Regions from separate parts of the Homo sapiens genome. Here region 1 is linked to region 2. Evidence: read pairs that join two places in POLR2A ChIA-PET (ENCODE). Cell type or tissue: PC-3. All regions are shown on one strand. Each heading gives the region's core, and the rest is flanking DNA. Links, peaks and the distances in the headings are about the cores only.

Region 1 (5,396 bases), core at 250-5,249, 250 kb after region 2:
TCTTATCCCTAGGCCCATTCCTACTCTCCAGCCTTAACCTTCTTCCCTTCTGCCACTGCTATCAAGAACCCGGCCCTCCAGCTCTACTAACAGTAGACATCTAAACTGCTCTTACTGTGCACTCTACAAAAAGCATCATTCTCATAATAGTCGTTTAAATTAAGTGTTCACATTATGCCCTTTCTACAGATTAGGAAACTGAGGCACAGGGAAATTAAGTAATTGCACAAGGAAGAGCCCAGGTAGTCAGGTCCCATACTGTGTGTTTGTATGTGTGTGTTTTGAGACAGTGTCTTGCTCTGTCACCCAGGTTGGAGTGCAGTGGCACGATCTAGGCTCACTGCAGCCTCAATCTCCTGGTCTCAAGCAGTCCACCTCCCTCAGCCTACTGAGTAGCTGGGACCACAGGCATGCACCACCATGCCTGGCTAATTTTTTAATTTTTTTCCTTATAGAGATGGGGTCTTGCTATGGTTTTCAGGCTGGTCTTGAACTCCTGGATTCAAGCAATCCTCTCTCCTTGGCTTCCCAAAGTGCTAGGATTACAGGCGTGAGCCTCTGCACCCGGCCTCAGTGTGTGCTCTTAATTGCTACACTGTGCCGCCACTTGGCAATGTCACGGCCGCTTACTCTTACCTATGCAATCCTAGCATGCCTTTCCTTCTTCTGCTTCATGCTATTGAGCACTCTTTGTCATCCCACAGAATTCAGTTCAGCCATTTGAGAAAAGCCTTTCCTGACTCTAACAGACAAGTTATGCACCTCTTTCCTGTGCTTACATAGTAGCCTGTACCAACATTACATTTCTCATTGCATTATGATTGCAACATCTGGGCACATCTCTCTAGGACGCTCAGCTCTGTGGAGGCAAACTCTTTCTCATTCAGTTTGTATGCCCAGTTTAACACCTAAGCGTTAGCACACAGCAGATACTTGGTAAATGTTTGTTAGCTGAGTAAGGGAAAAATAGATCTTCTAGCCATGAAGTTTTAATAGTGTTGATGTAAACCAGAAGGAACATTTCAAATAAATTATGTAATTTTCAATAAAAAAAGATATACCCTTGATCTGTAACTCACAAAAATAATGTATTCTTCTGAAACAGTATACAACGAATGTTTAATTAACCATTTGATTAAATGGCTGAGTACCCTGGGCCAATAAAGCAAAGTTTCATTAACTCCTCTAATATTCTTAACGGAAAACCTGAAGAGCTGACATATAGTAGTAAATGAAATGTGGGTTGGTATCTCAGACCATCACAAATCACCTCTTAATACAACTTCTTATCATCACTTAACTTGAAATACTTTCAAAGATGAAGACAAAGGGTAATAAAGAAGTAGCAGGATGGAGTTGTACTCTTGGTATAAGAGAAATATACAGCAAGTCATTATAATACATTAGTTAGTAACAGTGACTTTTCTAAGGTTTCAGTTGATGGTTATTCATCCACTACTTAATTCTTTCCTCTTAACAACCTAAATGAAAAGTCACTGCTTTTAAAATAACATTTTGTCATAACTCTATAAAACTTTTTTTTTTGAGACGGAGTCTTGTTCTGTCACCCAGGCTGGAGTGCAGTGGTGTGATCTCAGGTCACTGCAACCTCCGCCTCCTGGGTTCAAGCAACTCTCCTGCCTCAGCCTCCTGAGTAGCTGGGACTACAGGTGCACGCTGCCATGCCCAGCTAATATTCTGTATTTTAGTAGAGATGGGGTTTCACCCGTTGTCCAGGCTGGTCACAAACTCCTGAGCTCAGGCAATCCGCCCACCTCGGCCTCCCAAAGTGCTGGGATTACAGGCGTGAGCCACCATGCCTGACCACATTAAAGCTTTTAACATGCTAATCTGAGTGGTTATTGATGATGGTAAGATCAAGTTCGGTTGTTTGTAGTCATTAGATTTAATGGAAATAACCATTAGCAGAGCAATGCCTTGTGTTGGATTATTCACTATCCCGTTAGTATCCTTTGTTTTCACTTTGATAATACGATTGCCTTTTATTGAGTAGAAAGGACCAGTATGCTCAAGGAGTTATTGATTCATAGTTGAGATCAAAAAAAGAGAAAAAAGAAATGAAAAACCTTTAGGAATTCCTTTGAACATTTAAGATAATTTTACAATCTACATAGCTATTTGACAGTAAGGCAAAGGAGATTTATGTATATTGGTTAATAATTTTAATTGGCATTTATTGTAAATTAGATATAATTTTATAAAAAAGAAACTAACATCTGTTTTCTTATTTTGAATGTTAATTGTTGACTATTTTATGCATTTGGTTATCAAGCATTGTCACTTCTGGAATGCTTAATTTATGTCAGCTAAATACATGGAGAGTTGATGGTGGCAGTGTACTGCCGTGGATAAATATTGAGCAGTGAATAAGAGATCTGGTTTCCAGACTCTGGAAAGACTCCATCTAGCAAGACCTTAGGTCATGACTCAGCACCTTTGAACTTAGTACTTACTCAGATTGGAGATAAGAAACAAATATTTTTACAATCCATTTACACGCAATGTTTTATGATAATATAATCATAAAATTTTGCTTATGTTTTTGTAATTCATCTAGCATTGAAAAAGAAAAAACTTAGCATATTACAAAATAGAACTAAGTGGAAAGAGGAAAGGTCAGACAATGCTTAATTTTTCTGTACCAGCACCATTGTTTTGCAAGTATTTGTTTTCAAGAATACTTATCAAAAATTTCTTGGCTGACTTTCTTATTGGCCAGAAAGACTTCTCTGCAATTCTTACTTAGTGACTTAAAATATCAGTGAAGTGGTTAAAAATTTAGTTTAAAAAGTTGGCTTTAACAAGTTTGCATTTTTTGTTGCCCAGGAAAACATAACTTAAGATTGCAATATTCAAGAAAGGGAGAAAGATACTTAATTACCCTCAAATAAGAAAACTAATTGTTAGTATAAAGATATAATTTTTATATTATTTTTAAAATATTATTAAGCAGCAAATGAAAAAAATCTAGGTTAATAGTTGGGTTCTGTTTTGAAAGTATTGTTCCATTAGTTTGAATTGTTCTGAATTAAAAATTCTGAATTCATTGGCAGTTTTACCTTGGGAGTTCACCCAAAACATAAGTAAATAACTAACGGCATTGCTTTATTATTATTATTTATGAAATTAAGTAACAATGATATTTTTAACCCAAACCAAGTTTATCAAGATTAAAGAAAAAAAAAAACCTAGTCCTCAAATTAGATAGCTACAGCATGTGGTATGCAGCTACTGCCAAGAAAATCAGTGTTCACTTTCCATATACAAAACCAAGCAAATTATAGATAAACCATTACCTTGATACCATTCTCTAGGGGCTCATGTTGAAGTGGGAAAGGCAGGTCAAAGACAAGACAAATGAAAAATGTTACAGGTTAAGTCAGGATGTTGTAAAATATGCCTTCGACCCCTTTGGTTTGACTTCATTCTTAAGGAGTTTGATTTCCAGAGGAAAAAAAGAAAATTTTAGGTTATAACTTCCTAGAGAGTGTTTTAGCAGATTTTAGAGCCCTTTGTTTATCCTGATTTCTGACTTCACAAATTGTATCCTTTTTATTCTCTATCCTTCTATATCTACAGTAAAGTACTGTGAAGATTGGTTTCTTTACTCATATCCCATTGATTTAACCTAATAGTGTGAAGGATAAGAAAACCTTGGTTGTTTTTAATATTAAATTCAAGCCGTTAATATTTCCCCCTGAAATACTAGTTTTATTCAGAATTTGTCTTTTTTTCTCAAAGCAGTCTTTTCTCTTTATACACCTATTAGGTTCCTCTTCCCTATCTTTGGCATCATGATAAGATTTTATTTGGAGATAACACAGAAAGGAAAGCTTTTTTCATAATCATCAGTGATGTGACATTGTGCATCAGTAGAGAGCAGATGCTGAAGGGGGGATTTGGTTAAAAACCCCCTCTTTTGGAAATCAGTTTTTTACTTACCAGGGACTTTCTCACTCGGTGCTTCAAGGCTGTCAGCCAAGAGTATAATCTGCTGTTTTTAGACAAACCTTTGCCAATCACTTAAATTTTGCAGTTACACTTACATAGTATGTTTCAGTTGAATTTCAATCCAAAGAATATTTAGTCATGATACAGTATCATATTTGAAAGATCATTAGCTATGTTAAACTTAAGTATTATACCAAGAACCTTGGATAAACAGTTTAAATTTATAACCAACTGATACGTCCAAAAGGTGCTAAGTGTTCACTGTGTTTATTTATTATTGCTCCATTTCAATTGTTTTAACTGAACTCAAATTTAAGTTTATCTATTTTACTAGACATTATGCCTTCTTTTTACAATTTCTTGACCTTAGAGTCCACCCACCACCTCCAGTTATTATAAAGAACCGATTATGTTGTATTTAAAGTATAAGGAGGAAAAAGCCCTGCTATACTAATATAGAACATTATAATATAGTAGTAAGAGAAAACTAAATCTATGGCCAGTTTACATATTCAAACATTATAACATTAATTTACATAACAATCAAGAAAACTGAATCTTTAGTTGGCTCTAATATTAAGCAACTCAGTGAAAACCGTAAAACCATGGACCAAAATTTTTGCCCAAGGAGTAGTTTGGGAAAAGATTCCAGAGGCAGATATTCAAAAAAATAAAACAACCAAGGAAAGTATGTGATATACAAATTATTTTAGGGATGGCACTATTGCCCTTGAAAAGTCTGTTAAACTCCTCTTTTTCCGGATTGTTGTAAAAATTAAATGAGATAACTGATGCAAGGGGTCTAGCACAGTTTCTGCCCCAGAGTAAGTGCTTGTTAATAAATGTGAGCTATGGTTATAATCATCTACATTCTTGATTTTCTAGCCTTTCTGGTTATAATGTTTAGCTTAATGCAGTTCCAGTAGTATTTATGAAATGTGTGGTGAAGGGAGCACACCAGTAGGCTTCACAGAGATGTCCAGCACGGGGCTCCTATCCTCAAGGGTGGAAGTAAAGCGGATGTATTAATAAATCTGAAGCAGAATGTGAGAGCAGTACAGTACAGTGCAACACATTTCACTTTGAACGTTATGAACTTCTGATGTGTTCGCAGCAGTTGTGTAAATGTTAAAACCACAAGTAATTATTCTTTCTCTTCTGTCATGCTCTCTCTAATTTATACTGTCTCAATATTTTTGTTTATAAAAATGACTGAAAGAATGAGCGATTGTGTCAATAATGAAGACACCCCCTCATTTTTAGCAAAGAGACAGCCCCAAAATCTCAAGAAGTGAACAATTAAATGAGTCATAAATCTATCATTCATAGTTAAATGGAATTTTTTAAAGATAGTGTGGTTCAATAGCATTTTTATGGTGCAATTAAAAACTATCCCTTCAGTAAATCAGTACCCAAAGGAGAAT
Region 2 (5,396 bases), core at 331-5,330:
GATATTTCATCATATTCACTTGTCCTGCTCATACTCAAGAAGGGGTTATGCACTGGAAGGAGGGAATCTTAGGGGCACCTTAGAATTCCGTCTACCAGAGCACCTTTTCTCAGGCTTCCCACAGAAGTGTTGCACTCTTGTTAAAAAAAAAAAAAAAAAAAAAAAAAAGTGAGTTGCTGAATAGCCGTGAGTACTTTCTTAATTCCTTTCATTTGCCACAACTGCTTTGACCTGTTAGCACTGTCTTATCACATTATCTGATGGGTCCAGTGCCATCTACATTCAGTGCCTGTCACTATTTTTAAAACTTCAGTGTTGGAGCCTTTTTCCTGCCACTTAAGTATAATAAATAGTTGTCACAAATGAAATTTGCACAAAAGCTGACTGTGTGATGTCAATAATAGGTATGGTTTTTGTAACAGTATTGTAGATTGATTCCTGAAATCTTAAATTTATCATTAGTGCACTCTATTCAGAGGGACTTAACTCTCTTGATATACATAGAAAATTTAAACTTCAAAGCATTTTAGAAAATGACAGGCATCTGAAAGTCCCATTTTTATTCCGATGAAAATACTTTTTACCAAGAAGTTAAAATTTCCCACAAAATGTAAAGTGACAAAAAAAAAAAAAAGGTAAAAAGTGCTATTATTCTCAGTAAGACAAATCATAAGCATGTTGACTTAGGAAAATCTTCGAGCATTTACTCCAGCAATTTTAAGGTAAATTCGGTTTCCATAATGAAAGGAAAATGCTTTGAGGAGTTTTCTGGGGTTTCTTTCAACTTGTTTGCTTCTTTGCCTATACAAATACTTTATGCCACTTTAAAGGGCAAACTATAAGAAATATTTATGTTTAGAGAAGAAATTCATCCGTAGAATTCGAATTTAATTTTAAAATCAGGTAAACTATCCTATAAACAAAATCAATGATTACTCTAGGTACTTTTTGAAAATGAAAACAAATCAGTTCTGGTTTTCTCATCTGTTGCTTGAACACTGAAGCACAATTCTTTGCGATTTTAAAGAGAAGTTGTATTATTTTAGATTTTATAAATCATAGTACAATAATTTATGGTTTAGAAAAGAACTATAGAGCTATGTAGCTATTTTCTTTTAAGAGTAGCAGTTGAAACAAACAATCAACTCACTTCATGCATGGAAGAAAATTCTCCAAACTATTCTCCTTAAACAAATCTTCAATCATCAGATAAATGACGTTTGTTTAAAGAGAAGTATTTCATACTTCCCCAATTCTTACTGATGAGTCTCTCATTCACAATTTAAAAATTTCTTGTGTCAACTAAATGTCTATAAATGGATTGACTTATTATAGTACATGGATTTACTGGATCAATTCAACCAAATGCCAATATTTCATTCCATCTGATTTTCAACACAGCATTTGATAAATACTTACAGAAAAATGCTCCTGTAGATAACATTTGCGGATTGATAAAGGTTGATTGATTAAGGGTATAAAAATGTAATCCTAACTTGGAAGTTTAATGTGCTAAGCAATCATTTCTAGACACTTTTTCGTTGTTCCAAGGGTGATTTCTAAAAAACATGTAATAAGTTTATTCTGGTCATTTGATAAAAATAATAATTTCAAAAAACTAGAGAGAAGGTAGAATTAGTAATAGAAAAGAAAGTTAATATTTAAACGTCCTTGCTCATTTTGTTTTATATTTTTTTTTAATTAAAGTGAAGTTAACTTTAGTTTTGTATCTATCACTTTTGCTCCTGTTGGACAAAAACAGTTCTTCATGGTGTAATTTGAGAAGCACTGAGCACCTTCAACTGACCTTGCCTTGTTTCCTGGTAATTAAGACTTCAAGACTTTAGTTTAAAGGCCTTGACAACCACCATTTAAAAGCAGAAGTTATCAGGCAGGGGTAATACATAAAGTCATCATTATATCAGATTAGTTATAAAAGATCAGTTGTGGCTTTCTAATGGGTCCGTAGCAGAATAGGAGTTAGAGAAGTTGTGTTTGAAGTGGGTAAGGAAAAGACAAGTCATCTCCCCAAACACCCTGGACATAATAATCATCCAGTGAATATCTGTTAAAATGAACTAACTTGAACAGACAGCACAAGACTTTAAGGCCAGGACACTGTCAGGGTAGAATGCTTGATAGCTGAATGTCAAAGGAAAGTTTTAGGCCCAGGAGAAAGGAGATGAACAGCTGGCAGAAACGGCAAAAATGGGTAAGGAGGGCACCCTTACCCATGTCTGAATATTTAAACGTAAGTAAGTGTGAGGAAATAGGAGATGTTGAAGAAGTTTCTCATATATCTAAGTAGCTTGTAAGTGTAATTTTCATGTCATTTAAGTACAGCAGAATAACAGGACTTCCTGGCTTTGTATCTTAAATTCAGGGAACAATGTAGCTATGATGGAAAATATAGCTTTTGGTTAGCAATTTGAACAATCAATAGCAAGTATAAGACCAAGTCAAATTGGTACTTTTAAGATTTACAATGTTATTTCCACACTGGCCAGAATTTGAATTCAAATCTGTAATAAGGTCCTTGTGTCAGAATGTATCTTTAATTTCACTTTTTGGTCAGTTAATCCAAGATTATGTAGATTCCAAAGTTTAATTTCATACTTATAACTATTATTATTTAATTTCTCTCAACAATGTAGCAATAAGTTTCTGCCAGTGAATTGGCAAAATCACAATTTTTCTTAATTTGTTGTGGGTTTTCTTTATTGTGGGGGGGATTTTTTGCTTCTCAAAAACTTTTCAACCTGGCTCTGTTTCTAAGAGCTCTGTGTCTTACTTTTTGTGGGAGGGAAGCAGCTTATTTACACGATGCAATAAGATCTGGGGATTTGTAACATGGGAAACTGAGTGATTGTTTTAATATTTCCACCAGCAGTTTTCAGAGGGTATGATAGTGCAACTGCATTTAATCAGAGGAACTTATCAAAGCAGCTCAAGATCCAAATGCAGAGATGCTGCACATGAGGCACTGCTGCCTGTTGGTATCCAGGATATCCCAGAGTTCAATGGGAAGGTCCAGCAGAAGAGCTTCCCAGGAGAATCAGGGAATTCGGGATAATATCACAAGTATGCCTACCCCCTACTTCAGTGATTGATCATATTTCCTTGACTCAAGACATTTATTTTTCACAATTATGAATTCTAAAGTCAGGAAGCAGTTTTTAATCAACGTATACTTTTAATATGTCAATATTTCTTTTTCCCTTTTGAAAACTTATTATTTACTTGTAATTTGATTATTATTTAATCAATGGTGATTCTTAAACAATGAGCAGTCTTTTCAAATTGAGTAAATGAGCAAAATATTTCAATTGAAAATATAAGGCCGAACATAATAAAAGTAAAATCTGTTTTTTTACTGGTCCTTAAAGTGAACCAGTGTCTACCCTGGTATTGTAAAACCTTATCAAAGGAGGAAAACTAGAAAAAAAAACTACATTATGATACAGTAATCTTAGCTATTAGACATATTAGACACTAGATCTATGTTTAAAAGCATGCGGAATGCTTCCCCAGCCTAAATTTAGTGTCCTTGTTGGGAAGAGAATTTACTTGTTATTTATAAGATCACTGTGTGTGTGTGTGTATGTGTGTGTGTGTGTATGTGTTTGGTTTCTAACTAATTCAAACACATTAGAGACCTTAAGTCCATATCTACAATATAACAATTACTCTTTTCATGAAAGATAAATGATTACATGTGGTTAAGACTGGAGATAGCAACAGGATTTTTTTCATTGAAAATTTGTAATTTGACCTGCTTTGACACATTAAGAAGAGCATTCCAATCCAAACTTTTTAAGCTCATGAATCTATTAGATGTTCCTAACTAGGACTGTAATTGGGTTGTTTGGTAATAGAAGAATTCAAAGATTTTCTAGAATATCTGGCTCATTCTACAGACAAGAAAAATTATGTCCAAAGAAGAGAGTCATTTCCTTTGCCCATAGTTGTCTAATCAGTGATAAAACCATGGGTAGATCCCAGTACTTCTGTTTTCTAATGCAGTGCTCTTCAGTAGAGAAGAAAAGACTACCTCCCTCCCAAAACATGATAGAACACTGTGGTTCTTGACTTTGCCAGAACCTACAAATCGAGCCCAGGTCTCAGAGGAGTTTTAAGAAAGGAGAGCTCAATTCTACCTCAATATTTCAAATTGTTCTCTGAACTCCTCTGACCACTGTACATAGATAAAATGTCTATATGGTCTTTGTAACAGATCTGGAAATACTGACATTAAAATATTATACTTTAACTAGTCAAGGATGTTTTAATAACTTAGAATCACATATCATTTTAAGAACTGTAGGAGTCCTATGCATTAACTTTATTTCATTCTTTAAGTTTAGTAGGGGGGAAGATGATGTCTAAGAAAGTAAAATGGCATATCACATGCTGGTCAGTGCAAGGTCAAGACTGGAACACCAATGTTCCAACTCTCAGTCCACTGCTTTTTCAAGACATTGCATAGCTACATCATAAATTATGTCCAAAAAAATGGAAAGATGCAAAGATAACATAAACTAAGACAGCTTTCTTATGAGAGATTTCTCTTTTTTTTCCAGTTTCTGTTGTTGTTGTTGTTGTTGTTGTATTATACTTTAAGTTCTAGGGTACATGTGCACAATGTGCAGGTTTGTTACATATGTATAGATGTGCCATGTTGGTGTGCTGCACCTGTTAACTCATCATTTACATTAGGTATATCTCCTAATGCTATCCCTCCCCTTCCCCCCACCCCATAACAGGCCCCAGTGTGTGATGTTCCCCACCCTGTGTCCAAGTGTTCTCATTGTTCAATTCCCACCCATGGTGAGTGAGAACATACGGTGTTCGATTTTCTGTCCTTGCGGTAGTTTGCTTAGAAGGATGGTTTCCAGCTTCATCCATGTCCCTACAAAGGACATGAACTCATCCTTTTTTATGGTGGCATAGTATTCCATGGTGTATATGTGCCACATTTTCTTAATCCAGTCTATCATTGGTGGACATTTGTGTTGGTTCCAAGTCTTTGCTATTGTGAATAGTGCCACAATAAACATACGTGTGCATGTGTCTTTATAGCAGCATGATTTATGATCCTTTGGGTATACTCCCAGTAATGGGATGGCTTGGTTAAATGATATTTCTAGTTCTAGATCCTTGAGGAATTGCCACACTGTCTTCCACAATGGTTGAACTAGTTTACAGTCCCACAAACAGTGTAAAAGTGTTCTTATTTCTCCACATCCTCTCCAGCACCTGTTGTTTCCTGACTTTTTAATGATTGCCATTCTAAGTGGTGTGAGATGGTATCTCATTGTGCTTTTGATTTGCATTTCTCTGATGGCCAGTGATGATGAGCAGTTTCTCATGTCTGTTGGCTGCATAAATGTCTTCTT

Evidence for each region. Peaks named below come from ENCODE experiments on the same cell type or tissue, not always from the same donor. Only the 100,000 strongest peaks of a DNase experiment are listed, where the experiment ranks them.
Region 1: POLR2A ChIA-PET joins it to region 2 with 6 read pairs; 2 of 35 experiments call an interaction of 5 or more read pairs at or near these places.

The regions. Positions count from the first base shown.
Region 1 is chr5:88,740,702-88,746,097 of GRCh38, reverse strand. The region is part of intron 6 of MEF2C (myocyte enhancer factor 2C); the gene reads left to right. Among named protein-coding and RNA genes, the nearest start is that of GSCAR, 46 kb to the right of the region's middle. RefSeq lists an enhancer at 1,485-2,684. In PC-3, for the core only: no CTCF peak of the experiment used is centred there; a DNase peak (open chromatin) is centred at 2,417; H3K27ac peaks cover 654 bases.
Region 2 is chr5:88,992,990-88,998,385 of GRCh38, reverse strand. The region is part of intron 3 of MEF2C-AS1 (MEF2C antisense RNA 1); the gene reads right to left. Among named protein-coding and RNA genes, the nearest start is that of MEF2C-AS1, 110 kb to the right of the region's middle. In PC-3, for the core only: no CTCF peak of the experiment used is centred there; no DNase peak of the experiment used is centred there.